Linked DNA regions of Homo sapiens: region 1 is linked to region 2. Evidence: read pairs that join two places in POLR2A ChIA-PET (ENCODE). Cell type or tissue: K562. All regions are shown on one strand. Links, peaks and the distances in the headings refer to the core of each region. The heading gives the core; the rest is flanking DNA. Region 1 holds the start of LOC124904342 (a long non-coding RNA gene). Region 2 overlaps LINC01356 (long intergenic non-protein coding RNA 1356).

Region 1 (11,610 bases), core at 5,558-9,557, 62 kb before region 2:
GCACAGCCTGGCTCAGTGGCTCATGCCTGTAATCCCAGCACTGTGGGAGGCCGAGGTGGGTGGATCACCTGAGGTCAGGAGTTTGAGACCAGCCTGGCAAATGTGGTGAAACCCTGTCTCTACTAAAAATACAAAAATTAGCTTGAACTTGGGAGCGGAGGCTGCAATGAGCCGACATAGTACCACTGTACTCCATCTTGGGTGAGACAGTGATACTCCTCTGTCTCAAAAAAAAAAAAATTGTAGAAGTGGTTTCCTGCCCAGATCCTGACTGACAGTAGGTTTGAGGACACAGGCCAAGAGAAGCAGTACCACAGGCTGTGCTTCTGATCCAGCGAGGTGCCCATTGCTGCTCCCAATGGGGCTAGAGACTCACCATTGTTCCTGCGCAGCTAAGTGCCTAGGTTCGTCCTGATGGAGCTGAACACTAGTTGCTGGGTTCCACAGTTCTCTTCCGTGACTCACGACTTCTAATAGAGCTGTAACACTCACTACATGGCCCAAGGTTCCATTCCTTGGAATCTGGGAGGCCAAGAACTCCAGGTCAGAGAAGAAAAGGCTTGCCGCCATCTTGGGAGCAGCCCGCCACCATCTTGGGAGCTCTAAGAACAAGGACCCACCAGTAACACACCCACTTTGGCCTCCCAGAGTGCTGGGATTACAAGCATGAGCCACCGCACTTAGCCCACAGGTTGTTTTAGAATGAAGAAATTGATAAAGGCAAAAACTGAATAGACAGAAAGTTGAAAAGAGCAAGAGAGCAAAAGTGAGAATCTGATGTGTCAAATCAGCTGAAATTGAATGAATTTATTCTAGGAGTGTGTCCGAAATTGGTGGGTTCTTGGTCTCACTGACTTCAAGAATGAAGCCACGGACCCTCACGGTGAGTGTTACAGTTCTTAAAGATGGTGTGTCCGGAGTTTGTTCCTTCTGATGTTCAGATGTGTTCGGAGTTTCTTTCTTCCGGTGGGTTCATGGTCTCGCTGGCTTCAGGAGTGAAGTTAAAGACCTTCGCAGTGAGTGTTACAGCTCATAAAGGCAGTCCAGATCAAGAGTGAGCAGCAGCAAGATTTATTGCAAAGAGCAAAAGTACAAAGCTTCCACAGTACAGAAGGTGACCCGAGCGAGTTGCCACTGCTGGTTTGGGCAGCCTGCTTTTATTCCCTTATCTGGCCCCACCCACATCCTGCTGATTGGTCCGTTTTGACAGGGTGCTGATTGGTGAGTTTACAATCCCTGAGCTAGACACAGAGTGCTGACTGGTGTATTTACAATCCTCTAGCTAGACGTAAAAGTTCTCCAAGTCCCCACTAGATTAGCTAGACACAGAGCACTGATTGGTGCGTTTACAAACCTTGAGCTAGACACAGGGTGCAGAGTGTGTTTACAAACCTTGAGCTAGACATAGAGTGCTGATTGGTGCATTTACAATCCTTTAGCTAGACATAAAAGTTCTCCAAGTCCCCACCAGATTAGCTAGATACAGAGTGCTGATTGGTGCATTTACAAATCTTGAGCTAGACACAGAGCACTGACTGGTGTCTAAAGGATTTACAATCCTTTAGCTAGACACAAAATTTCTCCAAGTCCCCACCAGATTAGCTAGATACAGAGTGCTGATTGGTGCATCCACAAACCCCGAGATAGACACAGAGTGCTAATTGGTGCATATACAATCCTCCAGCTGGACATAAAAGTTCTCCAGCTGGCTTTGCCTAGTAGATCCCCCCGCCAGGGCCGCAGGCCGAGGTGCCCGCCAGTCCTGCACCACAGACCTGCACTCCTCAGCCCTTGGGCTGTCGATGGGAAGGGGCGCCGCAGCGCAGCGGCGCAGGTCCCGAGCCCTGCCCCACAAGGAGGTGGCTGAGACCCGGCAAGAATTTGAGGCGGCGCGGGCAGGCTGGCAGTGCTGGGGGACCCGGCGCCTCTTCCACAGCTGCTTGCCTGGGTGCTAAGCCCCTCACTGCCGGGGCCGGCGGGCCAGTCTGAGTGCAGGGCCTGCCGAGCCCACACCCACGAAGAACTCGCGCTGGCCCGCGAGCGCCACACGCAGCCCCGGTTCCTGCCCGTGCCTCTCCCTCCACACCTCCCCGCAAGCAGAGGGAGCCGGCTCCAGCCTCGGCCAGCTCAGAGAGGGGCTCCCACGGTGCGGCAGCGGGCTGAAGGGCTCCTCAAGCGTGGCCAGAGTGGGCGCTGAGGCTGAGGAGGCGCCAAGAGCCAGCAAGGACTGCCAGCATGCTGTCACCTCTCGGGAGTTTTTAAAAATGAATCTTAATGTCAAAGTTACACTGATGCAAAACTAGAATTTGATCTTTTTTTTGAGACCGTCTCACTCTGTCACCCAGGCTGGAGTGCAGTGGTGTGAACACGGCTCATTGCAGTCTGGACTTCTGGGCTCATGTGATCCTCCCACCTCAGCCCCCAAAGTAGCTGAGACTACAGGCACATGCCACCATGCTAAAACTGCCCTTTGCAAGATTACGACTGAGACGGTGAAAGAGATCTAACTAACCGACTACATCTTGCTTCCAATCTTTAAGCTGTTGTTGTTCCTTCATGGGCATAGGCTAAACTAACTTTGGAAGAAACATATAGTTTACAGTTTAAAACAAAACAGCCCTTTCTCAAAACAAACCTCTTTCTTGCCTGGGACTAGACCGCCCTTGTAGGACTAACAAGTTAGCCACAAGATTAGAAATTATGGCTTAGGAGTCTTGCAGCTGGAGGCTACAAGATTCTGACCCTCCCTAAACTGCTCCTAAGATCAGTGCTTGAGATATTTTGCAGACCCTGCACTTGACTGATAAACTGGCACCACGGAGTAGATAAACTGGCTCAACTGATCTTGCAGCCCCCACCCAGAAAATGACTCTTAGCACAAGAGGATAGCTTCAACTTCCCATGATTTCAGCTGTGACTCAACCAATCAACACTCTCAACTCACTGGCCTTCCCCCACCCACCAAATTATCCTCAAAAACTCTGATCACCAAATGCTCCAGGAGGCTGATTTGAATAATAATAAAACTCCAGTCTCTAGCACAGCTGCCTCTGCATGAATTACCCTTTCTCTATTGCAATTCCCCTGTTTTGATAAATTAGCTATATCTAAGCAACCGGCAAGGTGAACCCATCAGGCCATTAAAATGCCTGCCTAATTTTTGTATTTTTTGTAGAGACGAGGTTTCGCCAAGTTTGGCTGGCTGGTCTCGAACCCCTGAGCTCTGGCAATCTGCCAGCCAGGGTCTTCCAAAGTGCTAAGATTACAGTACCACCACACCCAGACACATTTGGCCTCTTCTTTTAAAACAATAGGGTTTCCTTGGAGTAGATAAGAGACTGAAAGGGATTATCTTCGAAGTGATCTGTGTGAGGGGGAAAAAAAAGCTTCTGTGTTTTATCAAGAAAATTTCATGTGCTTCATGTTGTCTTGTATTAGGTCTTTTTTTTTTTTTTTTTTTTTTTAATTGGAGATGGAGTTTCACTCTTCTTGCCCAGGATGGAGTGCAATGGTGCAATCTCGGCTCACTGCAACCTCTGCCTCCCAGGTTCAAGCAATTCTCCTGCCTCAGCTGCCTGAGTAGCTGGGATTACAGGCATGTGCCACCTTGCCTGACTAATTTTCTATTTGTAGTAGAGATGGGGTTTCTCCATGTTGGTCAGGCTGATCTTGAACTCTGGACCTCAGGTGATCTGCCCACCTTGGCCTCCCAAAGTGCTGGGGTTACAGTCGTGAGCTACCGTGCCCAGCCTGTGTTAGGTCTTTTGATTATTTAAGAACTTAGTCTTCTCAATATTAAAACTGCTAATTTTTTTAAAACTAATTTTCTGTACTTGCCTTTGAAATGTTTAGTCACTTTGGCATTTCTTCATAATTATCTGTGATCCTGTTAAATCAAGTGTTGTTTTGTTTTGTTTTTGGAGACAGAACCTCGCTGTTGCCCAGGCTGGAGTGCAGTGGCATGATCTTGGCTCATTGCAACCTCTGCCTCCCAGGTTCTAGCGATTCTCCCACCTCAGCTGGGACTACAGGTGCACACCAACATGCTTGGCTAATTTTTTGTATTTTAGTAAAGATGGGGTTTCACCATGTTGCCCAGTCTGGTCTCGAACTGCTGAGCTCAGGCAGTTCGCCCACCTTGGCCTCCCAAAGTACTAGGATTACAGGTGTGAACCACCGTGCCTGGCCTAAATCAAGTGTTTTCAACCTTTGATATTTTCAACAAACTTCCCAAAATCAAATTCTAAATTGTTTTTTTCTTTTGTTTTTGATATGGCTTCTCACTCTGTTGCCCAGGTTGGAGTGCAGTGCCATGATCTCAGCTCACTGTAACCTCAGTCTCCTGGGTTCAAGTGATTCTCCTGCCTCAGCCTTCCGAGTAGCTGGGATTACAGGCACACAGCACCATGCCCAGCTAATTTTTGTATTTTTAGTACAGAATGGAGTTTCTCCATGTTGGCCAGGCTGGTCTTGAACTTCTGAGCTCAAGCAATCAGCCAGCCTAGGCCTCCCAAAGTTCTGGGATTACAGGCATGAGCCACTGTGCCTGGCTAAATTGTTTTTTTCTTCACTTTAACTTTGGGATTTTCCAGACAGGTTTCTTGAATGTATCAAAATAATTTGTATAAAAAGAGAGATATTAAACTGATTAGGCTTATTTTAGATGTTAAATTATATGAGGAGAATTGTCAAATGATAAGTGCTGCTAAAACCTTATATTTGTAATTGATATGAGTATTCCAGAAATTATATGAAATTTCTAAAAATCTAACATGTCCTGGTATAATAGTATCAGTCATAATTTTGATTATTATGTTAAAATGTTGCATGTCACATAAATAATGAAATTTCTTTTTCTTTTCTTTTCTTTTTTTTTGAGACAGCATTTCACTCTTGTTGCCCAGGCTGGAGTGCAATGGTGTGATCTCGGCTCACCACAACCTCCACCTCCCAGTTTCAAGTGATTCTCTTGCCTCGGCCTCCTGAGTAGCTGAGATTACAGGCGCCCGCCACCACGCCCGGCTAATTTTGTATTTTTAGTAGAGACGGGGTTTCTCCATGTTAATCAGGCTAGTCTTGAATTACCGACGTCAGGTGATCTGCCACCTTGGCCTCCCAAAGTGCTGGGATTACAGGCATGAGCCACCATGCCCAGCCAATAATGAATTTTCTATGTCAATTGTATTATAATAAACTCATATCAGATTTTTAATGATGGCCATTTTAAGTCTTGTTATCCTCAGACAGTTAACTATTTTACTCTGACACTTTCCTGAAAGCTTTTGCAAACAATTATAATCCTAAAATGTTTCATCTTCAAGGAGATTCATGGATCAATTCTAAGGAAATTGATGGGTTCATGAAACTGCTAACCCAATACTAGGCAGGACAAGAATTAATTACATAGACTGAATAAACTGACAAGGATAATGTTTGTGCCTTTTTGTTTAAAACATTTCTGGTTCTTTAATATTTGTTTTCCAGGCCGGGCGCGGTAACTCGTGCCTGTAATCCCAGTACTTTGGGAGGCAGAGGGGGGGTGTATCACCTGAGGTCAGGACTTCTGAGACCAGCCTGACGAACATGGTGAAACCCCGTCTCTACTAAAGATACAACAATTAGCTGAGCATGGTGGTGGGCGCCTGTAATCCCAGCTACTTGGGAGGCTGTGGTAGGAGAATCACTTGAACCCGGGAGGTGGAGGTTGCAGTGAGCCGAGATTATGCTAATGCACTCCAGCCTGGGTGACAGAGCAAGACTCTGTCTCAAAAAAAAAAAAAAATAAGTGAATAAAATAGAATACTCTCTTCCTTTCTCCGCCGTCATGGTGTGTGCTTGACTCCACTTCTCGCCATGTCTTCTCACAAGACCTTCAGGATTAAGCCATTCCTGGCCAAGAAACAAAAGCAAAATTGTCCCATTCCCCAGTGGATTCAGATGAAAACTGGTAATAAACTCAGGTACAACTCCAAAAGGAGACATTGGAGAAGAACCAAGCTGGATCTATAAGGAATTGCATATAAGACGGCACACATATTGATGCTGTCTGAAGGTCACAATCACGTTACCATATCAAGCTGAAAATGTCACCACTATCTAGACAGTTCGAAATGTTTTCCTCTCTGAATCTGTTATGAACGTGTTGGTTGACTGGGTTCAGTAATAAATATGAGGCCTTTCATTTCAAATAAATAAATAAAATAAAATAAATTTGTTTTCTTTAAGATTTTTTTTTCTTTTTTCTTAAGCTATCTGTAGCTTATAGAAATTTGGTAAAGTATACTTTTGTGAACAAAAATTATAACATTTACTTTTTTTCCCTACCTGATCCCTCCAGAATTATGAAACTATTAGTGAGTATCCTTATGTTTATGGCAATATAATTGTTTGCATAAGTTCAGTAAGAACCTGTTTTCCTGTAGCAAACATAATGGAAACACTGGTTAAATTAACCAAGGCTTTAACTGGAATGTTATATTTTGAGATACAACTAGGCAGCTTTAAGGAACTAAGGCTGGCATTACGGAGCCAATAAAGCACCCGTTGGAACAAAACTGGCCTGGCTTAAAAAGGTTTCTAGTCAGCCGGGCGCAGTGGCTCATGCCTGTAATCCTAGCACTTTGGGAGGCCAAGGTGGGTGGATCACCTGAGGCGAAACCCCGTCTGTCCTAAAAACACAAAAATTAGCCGGGTGTGATGGCGCACACCTGTAATCCCAGCTACTCAGGTGGCTGAGGCAGGAGAATCACTTGAACCCAGGAGGTGGAGGTTGCAGTGAGCCGAGATTGTGCCACTGTACTCCAGCCTGGGTAAGAGAATGAGAATCTGTCTCAGAAAAAAAAAAAAGATTTCTAGTCTTAAGAGCTCTGCAAGTCAAAGCTGGAAGACTTGATACAGGCTTCAGAGAAATTATCATAACAGCTTCTATATGAACAACCTTCATGCCTGTTGCTGTATGAACTACTCAGAAAGTTCACTGGAACACCTGGTGCAAACTGCGAACCAGGAAAATCTGTCAGACTGCCAGTGCCTGACCCCTTTCCAAATGAAAATGCTTTGAGAACATGTGGAGGTTAAAGCAGCTCCATCTTGGATGCTAATTTGCCACTTTGACTTCTGATTAACCCCAGTTATGGGAATGTCATTGAGATTTCTACTTTGTGTAATGTTAGCATGCACTTAACATAAATCCTGCCCTCAGGCAATTTATAGGCTATGATGCACATAGTGTGCTTGCCTTTCCCTAAGGAATCAACTTCAATTGTCCCACACATTCCTCCTGAAGCACATATGCCCTTTCCCTATGGTGTATAAGCCCTGGGTCTGGAGAGTAATATTGACAGTGCAGGGATCCACCATCTTGTGGCTGCCCAAGTCATGACTTCTGTTTGTGAATTCCTATTAAATGTTTATTTCTAAGAAACTGGATTTGTCACCCTCTTTTTTCAGCCTCTGAGCTCTCTTTCTTTTTAAAAATAGGGATGGGGGTCTTGCTATGTTGCCCAGGCTGGTCTCAAACTCCTGGGTTCAAGTGATCCTTCTGCCTCGGCCTCTCAAAGGGCTGGAATTACAGGTGTGAGCCACTGCAACTGGCCAGCCTGTCAGCTCTCTCGGTATTTGTGGGTAGGATTGTATAGACCTGCTTATCATGGAACAGACCAACATACAGAAATCTTCTTTACTGCCCTGTAGACTCAGAGACTGAGTTAATAGTTTGTTCTAGCCATTAACTTTTTGTTTTCTTTTGTTTATTTTCATTGGTTTGGTTCATGGGGACCTTGACTAAGAAACACTCCAAACTTTTGGTATATTGTCCTGACAGTCATTATGGTGGCCTCCCTGTTGTGCTGTATTCTCTCAAGCTCTTAAATGCACGTTTGCAGCCATCAACGATGTACCAGATGGTCTCCCAGTGATTAGAGCAACAAGAAGGATATGAACCACAAAAGGAATATTTCTTCCACAAGCTTGACATTGTGACTAGACAGCCTGGCTCTCCTAGGCAGCCTCCCTGCCCCTTATCCCATCTAGGGCAGCTTAGCTTCTGGAACCTTCCCCAGGAAGCTGAGCAGTTTGTGCTGCTCAGGAAGGGGCAGACACCTTGGGACCCTGCCTCAGGACCTGCTTGCATGGGAGTCAGCCCAGCCCCCTGCCAGAAGGCTCTCTGTGCCTCCTCCCACATCGGGCACGCAGCAACACATATTCTCAGAGGCAGCAAGTATGGTGGGTGCTGGGGTCAGAAAGCCCTGGGTTCAAAGCCTGGTTCTACCACTGACTGGCTGTGAGGCTCTGGGAAGATTACTTAACTCCTCTGGGCCTTAGTTTCTTCCTCTGTAAAATAAGGATAATAATTGTATGAGTCTGGCCAGGCGCGGTGGCTCATGCCTGTAATCCCAGCACTTTGGGAGGCCGAGGTGGGCGGATCACAAGGTCAGGAGATTGAGCCCATCCTGGCCAACATGGTGAAACCCCGTCTCTACTAAAAATACAAAAATTAGCCGGGCATGGTGGTGTGTGCCTGTAGTCCCAGCTACTCAGTAGGCTGAGGCAGGAGAATCACTTGAACCCAGGAGGCGGAGGCTGCAGTGAACCGAGATTGTGCCACTGCACTCCAGCCTGGGTGACAGAGTAAGACTCTGTATCAAAAAAAAAAAAAAAAAAAAAAATTGTATGAGTCAGCAGAGTTCAGTGCAGGACATAGGAACCACTGGAGGTACTTTGAGCAGAAAGTGATTTGAGACAAAGGTTGGGTGATTACAGGGTGCTTGGAGTGTCTGGATGGGGAGAGGAGAGGAAGTAAGGCTGAGTCCAGAGGGTCTGCCACCTCTACCTGAGCAGGAAGCAAGGTATGGCACCTGGAGATTTCCATTGGCACTGCAGAGTTCTGGGTTACACTGGCATGGCTGTGGTCCAGGGAGCAGATGGGGCCTCCACAGCTGTTGCCACCAACTGTCCCCGTATTCCCCGCAGGTGGTAACTGGACACTGGATGCTGCTGCAGGAAAAAGCGTGCATCTGTATGGCCCTGCTTGCCAGAAAGAACCAGCCAAAGCAGCAGGAAGGCGGACTCTGCCTCTTCCACCTTCCAAATCTCATGTGAGGGCCTAAATGTTGGATCCCCGTATGTACCCATTGCTTTCAAAGAAGTCAGGCTGGGAAACGCGGTTTTCACCTATCTGCCTCCAAAGGACAGGAGATTGGTGGGAATGGATCCTGGGTGCTATGCAGCCACATGAGTACTAAGCACACTATGACTGACAGCATCCTGAATGCTTCCCACCACATGATAGTGCCTGCTGAATAAATGTGGGCTATGGTTGATATTATAGCCATTATTGCTACATGCCTGCTATATGGCTGCACTGTGCTAGGCCCTAGGAGAGATCACGGCAAACAAGATGGGTTCCTATCCTGTAGAAATATATAGACTCAAGAGGGAGCATAAAGTAAATTGGTGAATGAAAAAAAAAAACTTCTTCATAAAAGCCAGGAGAGCATAGGGAGCTGTGGGAGCCTGGGGTGGGTGGGCACCCAGGCCCAATCTTGGATGGCAAAGGTGGAGAGGTCAGTGGATGGAGGCTTTCCGGTAGAAGGGAAGTATAGTATGATGCTTGAAGGACAAATAGAAATTGACCAAATTAAGCAGAGGGAAACAAGGGGTATGTGTACCAATGCTCATTCCACCTTGAGGGGGCATACACATACACAAAGCCCTGAATGATGGAGGGAGCATGGCATTTGCCAGGCCAGGAGTAGACAGTTTGGTCTGACCAGTGCATAGAGAGATGGTGAGGGTGGTGGGTAAGAGATGCAGCTGGAGAGGAAAGCAGGGACAGGGGTCAGAGGTCTCAGGGGGCATTGTGTGTCATTTTAAAGAATTTGATTTAGGCCAAGCTCGGTGGCTCATGCTTGTAATCCCAGCACTTTGGGAGGCCGAGGCGGGTGGATCACAAGGTCAGGATTTCGAGACCAGCCTGGCCAACATGGTGAAACCTCGTCTCTACTGAAAATACAAAAATTGGCTGAGCATGGTGGCGGGTGCCCGTAGTGCCATCTACTCGGGAGGCTGAGGCAGGAGAATCGCTTGAACCCAGGAGGTGGAGGTTGCAATGAGCCAAGATCATGCCACTGCATTCCAGCCTGGGTGACAGAGTGAGACTCCTTCTTAAAAAAAAAAAAAAGGGCTCTTGGCTCACTGCAACCTACCAAAGTGCTGGGATTACAGGTGTGAGCCACCACGCCCAGCCCATAGTGGTCTTTTTTAACAAAAGAAAAAATTTGAGCTTTAGTGTGTAGGCAATAGGGAGCCATAGAAGGTTTTTTTGTTTGTTTGTTTGTTGAGACACAGTCTCTCTCTGTCACCCAGGCTGGCGTGCAATGGTGCCATCTCGGCTCACTGCAACCTCTGCCTCCCGGGTTCAAGCTATTCTCCTGCCTCAGCCTCCCACGTAGCTGGGACTACAGGCATGTGCCACCACACCTAAAAATACTAAACATTTTTGTATTTTTAGTAGAGATGGAGTTTCACAATGTTGGCCAGGCTGGTCTGGAACTCCTGACATTAAGTGATCTGCCCACCTTGGCCTCCCAAAGTGCTGGCATTATAGGCGTGAGCCACCATGCCTGGCCCATAGAAGGTATTTAAGCAGGGAGAAGGATCATCATTTTGGTTTCAGAAATATCACTTTGATGGGGTTTGTGCAACAGTTTGTAAGAGGGCAGGACTGCAGACAAGAATTTCATTTATAATTCAGCCTTCTGGGCTGGAAATAATAATGCCCTAGAGAAGGACTGGAAATAGGCAGAGCCAATTCCAGGTAGTTTAGGAGGAGGCTGAGCAGGTCGGGTGTGGGGGTGGGGGCAGGGAGGAACCTGAGTGGCTGCCAGGTTTCGGCAGTGGGCTCACCCAATAGGGCAGGGCCTTCATCGGCTCCTGGCACTTGATACTGGGGCGCTGCCCACCCACAGTCTCCCTGTTCCTGGACTAAGTTCACTGAAAGCCTCTTCCCTCCCAACACCTTTATGGCCTGCATTCAACTCAATCCACCTGTTATGTGGAATAGTAAGCACCTATTGTGTGCCATGAATGAGGCTTCTCCCAGCCTCACCTAAGGGAGTTACCTGGTTGATTGAGAGGTTCTGAAGCAGAGATGGGAGGCTGAGGGTGAGCTGGGAAGAAGGGAAAATCTTACAGACCCTAAGCCCGTGTTCATGCCTTCTCCCCTCTGCCAGTGCTGGAGGAACTTGACTCCTGACTTCTTTTTTTTTGAGATGGAGTCTTGCTCTGTCACCCAGGCTGGAGTGCAGTGGTGCGATTTCGGCTCACTGCAACCTCCACCTCCAGGTTCAAGCAATTCTCCTGCCTTAGTCTCCTGAGTAGCTGGGATTAAAAGCACACGCCACCACGCCCAGCTAATTTTTGTATTTTTAGTAGAGACAAGGTTTCACCATATTGGCCAGGCTGGTCTCAAACTCCTGACCTCAGGTGATCCACCCACCCACCTCAGCCTCCCAAAGTGCTGGGATTGCAGGCGTGAGCCACCATGCCCGGCCAGCTCCTGACTTCTTAAACCCATGATAGGAAAGGGACATCACCAGGGCCTTAGACAAA
Region 2 (11,116 bases), core at 7,117-11,116:
TTTAACTTTATCATTTTAGTCAGTTGGCAGTGTGGTTTTAATTTACATTTCCCTGATGACTAATGATGTTGATCATTTTTTCATGTACTTGTCATCTGTATAATTTTGTGAACTTTCGTTTTTCAAACCTGATATTTAACAAGGTCTTAAAGATATTAAGTACCTTGAGTTTTTGTCTTTCAAACTCTTTGAGTGACTTTTTCGGGCTTATCTGACAGTGAAATGAATAATATAGTTGAAAATCGTAGGTCAGGCGCAGTGGCTCACACCTGTAATCCCAGCAGTTTCGGAGGCCAAGGGAGCCCAGGAGTTTGAGACCAGCCTGGGCAATGTGGCAAAACCCCATCTCTACAAAAAATACAAAAATTAGTCGGGTGAGGTGGCACAGACCTATAGGCACAACTACATGGGAGGCTAAGGCAGGAGGATAGCTTGAGCCCAGGAGATCGAGGCTTCAGTGAGCCAAGATTGTGCCACTGCACTCCAGCCTGGGTGACAGAGCGAGACCCTGTCTCAAAAAAATAAAAAATAGGCCAGGTGCGGTGGCTCACACCTGTAATCCCAGGACTTGGGAGGTCGAGGCAGGTGGATTACCTGAGGTCAGGGGTTCAAGACCAGCCTGACCAACATGGAGAAACCCCGCCTCTACTAAAAATACAAAATTAGCCGGGCGTGGTGGTGCATGCCAGCTACTCGGGAGGCTAAGGCAGGAGAATCACTTGAACTCCGGAGGTGAAGGTTGTGGTGAGCTGAGATTGCACCATTGCACTCCAGCCTGGGCAGCAAGAGCGAAACTCCGTTTCAAAGAAAAAGAAAAAAAAAAAATCAAATCCTTAAATGCATGGCAGTGCATTTAAATAAGTGGTTATGAAGTCTAATTGCATGGAAAGATACTTTTTTTTTTCTTTTTTTGAGACAGAGTCTCGCCCTGTCATCCAGGCTGGGGTGCAGTGAGTGGTGCGATCTCAGCTCACTGCAACCTCCACCTCCTGGGTTCAAGCGATTCTCCTGCCTCAGCCTCTCAAGTAGCTGGGATTACAGGTGTGCACCACCATGCCCTGCTAATTTTTGTATTTTTAATAGAGACGGAGTTTTGCCATGTTGGCCAGGCTGGTCTCAAATGCCTGACCTCAGGTGATCTGCCGGCCTTGGCCTCCCAAAGTGTTGGGATTACAGGTGTGAGCCACCATGCCCAGCTGGAAAGATACTTGTAAGCATAAAACAATGTTAAATGAAAAAAGCAGAACATCTGCCAGGCACGGTGGCTCACGCCTGTAATCCCAGCACTTTGGGAGGCCGAGATGGGTGGATCATGATATTAGGAGATCGAGACCATCCTGGCTAACATGGTGAAACCCCGTCTCTACTAAAAATACAAAAAATTAGCTGGGCATGGTGGCACGTGCCTGTAATCCCAGCTACTCGAGAGGCTGAGGCAGGAGAATCGATTGAACCTGGGAGGCGGAGGTTGCAGTGAAGCGAGATCACACCACTGCTCTCCAGCCTGGGCGGCAGAGCGAGACTCCATCTGAAAAAAAAAAAAAAAAAAAGAAAAAAGAAAAAAAAATGCAGAACACAAACTACAAACTAGGTGAATTCTGTATATATAATATACTTTCAGAAATAAAGGGCGATGGAAATACACACAAAATTCTAAACATACTTGAGATGATTTTTTTCCATATTCTAGTTTTCCTTGATGTGAATATGATTGTTACCTTGTCACTAATAATAAAAGAAGAAAAGTGAATAGATGTGAAATAAAAGGGTTCTAGCTAGAGACACTTGACTCCTATAAAGACGTGAATGGTTATTACAAGCACATTACTTTTTCTGCTTCTCCAAGAGTTGCATTCTGGTGAAAGAGAGGTGAGTATAACACGGAACTCAAGAACACAATGGTCTTGCCTCACTATTTTGCTGGTGCTGGACCAAAGCTGTGAAGTGTAGCATCCACAGGCCACCTGTGCCGGCCACCAGTGCCTCCTTCTTGCAGGCAGTGCTCTTGGAGACAGCATTCCTGTGGTTCCCTTCTGATCACCATTCAGCTGCAAGTGAGTATTTACCTCAGGGAGCCAGAGTGTTCAGCTGTCAGCCACTCACAGTATTGTGGTTATTCTCAACCATTATCTTACTGAGCTAAACATCTGAAATACATTGATGTCACAAAAAAGATGCTGATGTTGGCCAAAAGAGAAAGCCTACCTTTCCACATAGTCATTCAGTGGATATTATGACAGCATGTGCCAGTGCTAAGCACTGTTCTAGGCATTGAGGATTCAGCAAGGAGCAAAACCCAGCTGTCTGTATTTCATAGATTTTACCTTCTAGTAAGGAAAGACACAACAGTAAATTATAAGGAAATAAGTTTTCTGATTGAAGCAATAGATATAGGATTAACCTTTTATTCATTCATTCATCCAAACTATTTTTTGGAACAAGTTCTATATGCCTCACTTCTGGATAGGAGAGAAGTAACAGTGAACAAACAAGTTCCTAACACCTGCAGCTTCTCAGGAGTTCGAGACCAGCCTGGCCAACATGGCGAAACCCTGTCTCTATTAAAAATACAAAAATTAGCCGGGCGTGGTGGTGGGTGCCTGTAATCCCAGCTACTCGGGAGGCTGAGGCAGGAAAATCGCATGAACCCGGAGGCAGAGGTTGCAGTGAGCCAAGATCGTGCCATTGCACTCCAGTCTGGGCGACAAGAGCAAGACTCCATCTCAAAAAAGAAAAAGAAAAGAAATGCCATATTAGGCCAGGCACAGTGGCTCATGCCTGTAATCCCAACACTTTGGGAGGCCGAGGCGGGTGCATCACCTGAGGTCAGGAGTTTGAAACCAGCCTGGCTAACATGGTGAAACCCTGTCTCCACTAAAAGTACAAAAATTAGCCTGGCGTGGTGGCACATGCCTGTAATCCTGGCTTCTTGGGAGGCTGAGGCAGGAGAATCACTTGAACCTGGGAGTTGCAGATTGCAGTGGGCCAAGATCATGTCACTGCACTGTCCGGTCTGGGCAACAGAGGGAGACTCCGTCTCAAAAATTAATAAATAAAGATAATAATATAGGTTCTTGTGGAAGACAGTAGTTATACAAAGTAGTTACACAATCCTTTGTCAAAAGCCTGCGTAGTAGAGCACATCTCCCCCATGATTATTTGCTTTGTTATTTCATATATAAACAAGCATTGGACCTAAGGTGGGCACCTTCCTCCTCTTGCTTCTGGGAACTCCCTGCTCTGCCCATTGAGTAGCCATTCTTTCATTCCTTTGCTTTCTTAATAAACTTGCTTTCACTATACTCTGTGGACTACCCCCAGATTCTTTTGTAGCAGGATGAGCCGCAGACAAAACTCCTCAGACACTGGGTTAAAGAAGGAAGGAGCTTTATTCAGCTGGGAACTTTGGCAGACTTGTGTCTCAAAAGCCGAGCTCCCCAAGTGAGGAATTCCTGTCCTTTTTAAGGGCTTACAACTTTAAGGGGGAAGGTCCATGTGAGAGGGTTGTGATTGATTGAGCAAGCAGTGGGTACGGGACTGGGGGTTGCATGCACCGATAATTAGAATGGAACAGAACAGGACAGGGATTTTCACAATGCTTTTCCATACAATGTCTGGAATCTATAGATAACATAACCGGTTAGGTCAGGGGTCGATCTTTAACCAGGCCCAGGGTGCGGCAACGGGCTGTCTGCCTGTGGATTTCGTTTCTGCCTTTTAGTTTTTACTTCTCCTTTCTTTGGAGGCAGAAATTGGGCATAAGACAATGTGAGGTGTGGTCTCCTCCCTTATTCCCCCGCTTTGAGAACCTCACTCATTAATGGGAGTTTTCACTTTCATCCTCACTACCCATGTCTTCTTGCAAGATAGATTAATAGTGATTCATATAGTACAATTGTGCTGAAGTATTTTGATGGACTAAGGTAGTGACAAAACTTTTCATTACTTGAAGGAGCAAAGGCAGCACACAGGGAAGCAACAAGCAGGTTCCTGTTACTATTATAATTCCTATATAGGAGTTTTAAATCCTCCTAGTGCTGGAAACCATTTTCCAAACATGGACCTAGGATTAAACCCATGCCACACCTGCACAGGCACATGTGCCAGCTTTGTTATATCTTTAACTATATCTTCAACTACTTGCCCTTGGTCATCTATGTGCAGACAGCAATTGGTCAGGTTAAACTTTCCACAGACCCCTCCTTCAGCTGCTAGCAAGTAGTCTAGGGCTAGTCTATTTTTATGAATAGCATTTCTCTTCTGGGTTTCTTGCCAGGCTAAAACAGTTGGAGCTCTGCCAGTTTTATTAGTGATTATTTGTAAGGCAGTTTGTAACTGTATGATTTGGTTGAGCATATAAATGGAGGTTTGGTATCCCCACAAGCCATCCTGTGCCCAAGTGGCAGGTCCATGATACTGTATGATTCTTTCAGGGGGCCACTTGTCATCTTTCCAGTTGCCTATAGCTATGCTTTTTTTTTTCTCGGGAAGCATAGACAGGGAAGCCCAGGAGCTCACCTGTTTTTATGGGCAGTAGGAAAAAGGATGGTTTAATGGTGTCAATAACACAACTACCTGCCCATTGGTCAGGTAACTTGGCATAGGCTCTATGCCCACATATCCGGTATAATCCAGTGGGGGCTGTCCAGTCCCGGTGGGATGCCAGGTGGGTCCACATGGTTTGCAACTTTGGAAATTTACTAAACAGATTTTTTTCAGTGTGGTTTGAACTCCACTAAGTGGCTGTTTTTGTAGTACTATTATACAGTTTTTGCCCAAGGCAGCTGAGTCTTCCCATAGGAAGGGTGAAGTCCGTCCTCACCCTTGCTATACAGTATTGTCTAATAATTGAGGTTTTTCAGAACCCAGAAGTTGCCAGTCTTTAACTTATTTTAAAAATGGTAGTCATAGGGAGCTCAGATGGATTATAGCACACATCAGGCTGGTCAGTTCCTGGGCTACATACCTTGTATAGCATTATATAAATCAGTTCCTTTTAGAGTCCCCGTACACTTATAATAACCATAAAATAATGGGACTATAGCAACCTTTTGTCCTACCTCAGTGACTTGATGTATATACTGGGAACAGTGCTCAGTCTGAGGAAGGCCAGTCGAAGTCCTTACTGTACAAGTCCAAATTTTAAGGAAAATGAGTCCTGCGATGAGTTTCCTCATGCTTCGGCCATGCGTGGACCAGTCAGCTTCTGGGTGTGACTGGAGCAGGGCTTGTGGTCTTCTTCAGAGTCACTTTGCGAGGGTTGGCGAAGCTGCTCCTGTCCACATACAGCTCCCAGTCTACTGATGTTCAAGGATGGTCTCGGAGGTTGGGCCTGCAGAAATAAACTGAGTCCAACACCTTTTACACAGTTATGTTCAACTGGGCTCTCTGATACCGGGAGCAAGGTGGCGGGGTTCAGGGTGTTGCAAACTTCAATGATTATGCGGGAATTTTCACAGAGCAAGCTTTGGTATCTAGTTAGTCTAGCATTCGTTAGCCAATGATGTCTTTTGGTATTTATTAAAGCATGGGGGAGACTTTATGTTTAGGTTTTGCCTAAGAGTTAGCTTATCCACTTCTTGTGCTAGCAGGGGTGTTGCTGCCAAGGCCCTCAAACATGGGGGCCAACTCTTAGAAACCCCTTCTAGTTGTTTAGAGATGTAGGCCACCGGTCTCGGCCAGGGCCCCACAGTCTGGGTCAAAACTCTAACCGCCATTTTTTTTCCTCTCTCTCTAATACATATTGTGTAAAAGGTTTTGTCAGGTCAGGTAGCCCCAGGGCTGGGGCCGACATGCGTTTTTCTTTTAACTCATGAAAATATCGTCGCTGTTGGTTATAATAGATGTAGTTTATCTAATCTACATTTTTATTAACTGTCACTCACCAAAATATTGACTCAAATCCTGCAGCTATTTGATTTTGGGCTTTAAATTGTTCTGGTATTCCCCATGGGACTCCAATTGAGTCTTAATAGATGTGAGAGTAGAAAGACCCATAAGGGGCTTCTCTCACTTTATGATGTCTTATTTTTCCTCCCTCTGGTTGATGAAATGCCAGGGTGAAAGGGATAGCCAACTGGACTAAAGCATAAGTGCCACTCCAGTTATTTGGCAGAGTGCCTAGTAAAGGTCCACCACAATACCACCACACATCCGCTTGGGGATGAACAAGGGCTGATTGATACATAAGCTCTTGAAAATTCTTAAGCTCACTGCATCCCTTCAGGTCTCCAAGGAACACTAAGTTTCCTCCCTGTCATGAGAGACATGAAGCGAACTTAGTTTTGGGAGAGGGAAGCTGGATGGCCCTTGGTGGCTGACCCACAGGGTGCCGGACTTCAGGATATAGCAGAGAGAGCTTGGCATGACTTATTACTCCAGGCTGTAGAATCCTGGAAAAGAGCTACCATGCAGCCCATGCCTGGTCTACTGGAGGACCACCTTAGTGGAAAGCGGACAATCAGGGCCTCTGGCCTGCCACATGCACAAGCATAACAATCACTTTTGTTTAATGTGTGGACAGAATATTTGATCCATTCCAACCAGGCATTTGCATCTTGATATCCTGTCTTAATTGCCAAAGTTCATTTTAAGTCTTTAACTTCTATGATCCTCTAGTAAAATGAATGTATGGTTTTAGGAAATTACAAAAACTGGTTGGGGCAGTCCATCCTTGCTGTTTAGTGGTCCACAGAACGTTGGACCAACTACGGCATAAAAGCTCTAAATTGGGGGGCAAGACTCCTGGTTGTCACTGGGGTCTTTATCGAAATCTCCCTGGATTAAATGGTCCCAATTTATTAATGCCCAGTCTGAGGAGAGTCAGGAGGGACAGAGGTACTTTTCTGAAGTAGAGAGCTGTCTTTGACTTGGCAAGTCCCCACAGGGTGTAACAAGGCAAGCATTAAATGCAATAGTTTGAGATGAAATTGACTTGGTTATGTTAATAACTAGATGGTCAGCAATAGAGAGAGGAAAGAAGAAAGAGTAATAGAATAGATGAAGAAGTTAAATTTTTCTTAGCTTTAGTTTGGTAGGGTTTTCCCCTGGGACTCTGGCCCATGACTCTGGAGGGGTGGCACTTTCTTGACTCAGGTGTGATGAGTCCATCCCCTTTCCGCTGTATGAACAGTAGTCTTGGTGGTTAACAGCACAAGATAGGGTCATTCCCAGGCTGACTCGAGTTTTCCTTCTTTCCACCCTTTGGTAAGAACATGATCTTCAGGCTGGTGCTGTTTTACTGGAAATTCTAGGGGTGGTACATGTGCTAAACCAAGTATATAATTTTTAAGAAATTGACCTTTTGTTTTAAATGTGGGGACATCAGCAGTGGACTTTATAGTCCTTGGTGCCTTTTTACTGAGAAATTTCCTTTAGCACCTATTTTTATTTGTTTTCACCTATTTTTATTTGTTTTTAGACCAAAGAAAGCTAAACACCATTTTATATTTGACAACGCTTCCTGTATGTTTATACCAGATAAGCTAAATGTCACCTTTATTTGAGTGTGTTATTAATGTTAAACTTTGTTTTCTTTGTAGACATATTTATTCAATTTTTAATGTCAGACCATAAGGTAAGATTTTTATAGACTCTTTTTAACCTTTTATAATTTTTGTTAAAGAGCAGGTTAGCACTTTAAGAAAAACCCGTTGTGTTTTTTTTTAATGTTCAGTTCACAGAAAAAAAATGATACCCCTTTAACTTTAGCCAATATGTTTACACACAGAATTTCCTTTACAATTAACATTTTAAAACTTGCTTAAACCTTCAAAGCAAATTTTTTTAAACCTTTTAATGTAGGTAAAAATCCACATCCTTATGCTTCCTTTTAATCCTTTTACCAGAGGTATAGTTTACTTTTCTTATACACCTTGCACATAAACTTTTTCTCCAATAGTTTTACATTCAGGAGGCCTAATTACTTTTAAATTGTACAACATTTCTTGCATAAATTCTTTTTTTATAACTTTTTTTCATGACTTTTGCAGACAATTCTTCGACATGCCTCAACTTTCTGACTTATTACAAACATTTCTTTCTTTAAACAACCAGTTAATTTATTTTAGGACAAGAATTTACCATATAACATTTTTTTTTTTAGATAAATTCTGCCCCTTCTTTTTTCCCCCCTTTTTTTTGAAGACGATAACCATTCTTTTCCAAAGCAAGCTTCCTTTATATCTGTGGACTAGACTGTCTAAGGACACAAGATTAGAAGTTAGTATAATACATGTTACACTGTTTACATTTAGCAAACTTTACTTTTGTTGAAAACCTTGTAAGTTTGGGATTTCAATTATTCTTTGCTATTAATAAGACCTTGTTTAGTCCAAATTAACTTATAATTGGTATAGATGGCTTTTTTCTTTTTTTTTCCTTCAATTACCTGGGAGGAACCATCTATTGTCCTATCCTACAGGGAGTTCCTACTAGGTCTGGTCAACCTTGGTATGGTAATTAAGATTTAGATCCCGTTAGGAAACCTGCTGGGTTAAGGGAATTTTCAGTGGTTAATGTCTCTGTCTCTTTCCTTTCTCTCTCTCTGCTGGTCTTTCCTTGCCTCTGCCAGCTGCTTATGCTGCTGTTCTCTCAACCACTGTGGGGGGCATCTAAAACCAGCTGTAACCAAGTGTCTATGTACAGGAACTGGTCTGGGTGCCCTGGCTTACCTTGTGCCATACCTTTGAAACAAAGGACCTGTCCAGGCTTCCTTCTGATGGCCAACCCACCTCTAATGCTGGCCAGTCTATTTCACACAAAGTTCTAAGTTTTCCTGGTGTCATAGTAACACTGTAATCTCCCTTAAATCCTTTCTTGAAATTGTTCAGCATAGTTCCTAGTGGGGTGGGCTTAGTTTGTGCCTGATCCATGCTTCCTCGAGACAAAACACCACACTCACACCACTCGCACCCCACAAAACAAAGAACAAGTAAAAAGGGCACACACACACTTTTACAGTTTACACCAAACCAGAATCAAAACCAAAATCAGAGTATCAGGAAATCCAAGCCAGGCCAAAACCAAAACCAAAGTATCAAGTAATCCAAGTCAAGTAAAAAACAAAAACCAAAGTGCTGGTAGAGGCACGCCATGGGTGATCAGGCCACGCTTCCACTCAAATGGAGTGCACAAGTTCCAAAGACCAGTCTTAGCAAGTTTCAGATGTCCAGACTCCAAGTGCCAGTTCCTTCCCGGTGTTCATCCACTGTGTTGATCCTCTGCAGGGGCCTGCCACACGCTGCTCTGGCGAGGCATCCCACTGGGGCAATTGCCTACCCGGGAGTGCTGTTTGGATCTGCGTCACTCAGGCTGGTCGGAGTACCCCGTAGGGATGCTCCACAAGACAGGCCTAAGTCACCTAAGGGGCTGCCTCGACCGTCTGCCAATCACCTTGCTTCCCCATCAGGGAACCAAGAAATGTAGCAGGACAAGCCACAGACAAAACTCCTCAGACACCAGGTTAAAGAAGGAAAGAGCTTTATTCAGCCAGGAACTTCAGCAGGCTTGCTTCTCAAAAGTTGAACTTCCTGAGAGAGCAATTCCTGTCCCTTCTAAGGGCTTACACATCTAAGGGGGTCTGCATGAGAGGGTTGTGATCAATCAAGCAAGCAGTGGGTACGTGACTGGGGGTGCAGCACCGATAATCAGAATGGAACAGGACAGGGATTTTCACAATGCTTTTCCATACAATGTCTGGAATCTGTAGATAAGATAACCGGTTAAGTCAGGGGTCGATCTTTAACTACCAGGCCTAGGGCACGGCACCGGGCTGTCTGCCTGTGGATTTCATTTCTGCCTTTTAGTTTTTACTTCTTTCTTTGGAGGCAGAAATTGGGCATAAAACAATATGAGGGATGGTCTCCTCCCTTACTGTCTTTCAGGAGATCCAAGAACTCTCTTGGGGTCTGGATTGGGACCTCTTTCAGTAACAGTATTCTAGGATTGATTCTGGAACTTAAAAAGGATGTTAGGGGAAAAGCTGATCCATGGTTTAGTGTCAGGCCTCTGAGCCCAAGCCATCATATCCCCTGTGACCTGCATGTATGCATCCAGGTGGCCTGAAGTAACTGAAGAATCACAAAAGAAGTGAAAATGGCCTGTTCCTGCCTTAACTGATGACATTACCTTGTGAAATTCCTTCTCCTAGCTCATCCTGGCTCAAAAGCTCCCCCACTGAGCACCTTGTGACCCCCGCCCCTGCCTACCAGAGAACAACCTCCTTTGACTGTAATTTCCCACTACCTACCCAAATCCTATAAAACGGCCCCACCCCTATCTCCCTTTGCTGACTCTCCTTTCGGACTCAGCCCACCTGCACCCAGGTGAAATAAGCAGCCTTGTTGCTCACACAAAACCTGTTTGGTGGTCTCTTCACAGCAACGCGAATGAAATTTGGTGCCATCACTCGGATCAGGGGACCTCCCTTGGGAGATCAATCCCCTGTCCTCCTGCTCTTTGCTCCATGAGAAAGATCCACCTACGATCTCTGCTCCTCAGACCAACCAGCCCAAGGAACATCTCACCAATTTTAAATCGGGTAAGCGGCCCCTCTTTACTCTCTTCTCCAACCTCTCTCACTATCCCTCAACCTCTTTCTCCTTTCAATCTTGGTGCCATCTTTCAATCTCTCCCTTCTCTTAATTTCAGTTCCTTTCCTTTTCTGGTAGAGACAAAGGAGACATGTTTTATCCATGGACCCAAAACTCCGGTGCCAGTCACGGACTCAGGAAGACAGTCTTCCTTTGATGTTTAATCACGTGGGGATACCTGCCTGATTATTCACCCACATTTCATCAGTGTCTGATCACCGCAGGGACGCCTGCCTTGGTCATTCACCCACATTCCCTTGCTGGCAAGTCAATTGCAGGGATGCCTGCTTTGGCTGCTCACCCACATTGCAGCCCAGGGCTGCTCACCCAACCCCTTCCCGCCATGTCTCTACCCTCTCTTCTCTCCACTTTCCTGGGGGGCAAGCACCCCCCCACCCCTTCTCTCCATGTCTCTACCCTGTCTTTTCTCTGGACTTGCCTCCTTCACTATAGGCAACCTTCCACCCTCCATTCCTCCTTCTTCTCCCTTAGCCTGTGTTCTCAAGAACTTAAAACCTCTTCAA

The links. ChIA-PET counts read pairs that join two places held together with the same protein. Peaks named below come from ENCODE experiments on the same cell type or tissue, not always from the same donor. Only the 100,000 strongest peaks of a DNase experiment are listed, where the experiment ranks them.
Region 1: POLR2A ChIA-PET joins it to region 2 with 5 read pairs; 4 of 35 experiments call an interaction of 5 or more read pairs at or near these places.

Annotation. Positions count from the first base shown.
Region 1 is chr1:112,885,166-112,896,775 of GRCh38, reverse strand. It overlaps LOC124904342 (a long non-coding RNA gene), which reads right to left and starts at 606. Exons shown (of 2, transcript XR_007066442.1): 1 at 377-606. It also overlaps the pseudogene RPL39P8. In K562, for the core only: no CTCF peak of the experiment used is centred there; DNase peaks (open chromatin) are centred at 7,927 and 8,747.
Region 2 is chr1:112,824,937-112,836,052 of GRCh38, reverse strand. LINC01356 (long intergenic non-protein coding RNA 1356) reads left to right here. Exons shown (of 7, transcript NR_103746.1): 4 at 7,542-7,576; 5 at 10,381-10,540. Among named protein-coding and RNA genes, the nearest start is that of LINC01357, 19 kb to the left of the region's middle. In K562, for the core only: no CTCF peak of the experiment used is centred there; no DNase peak of the experiment used is centred there.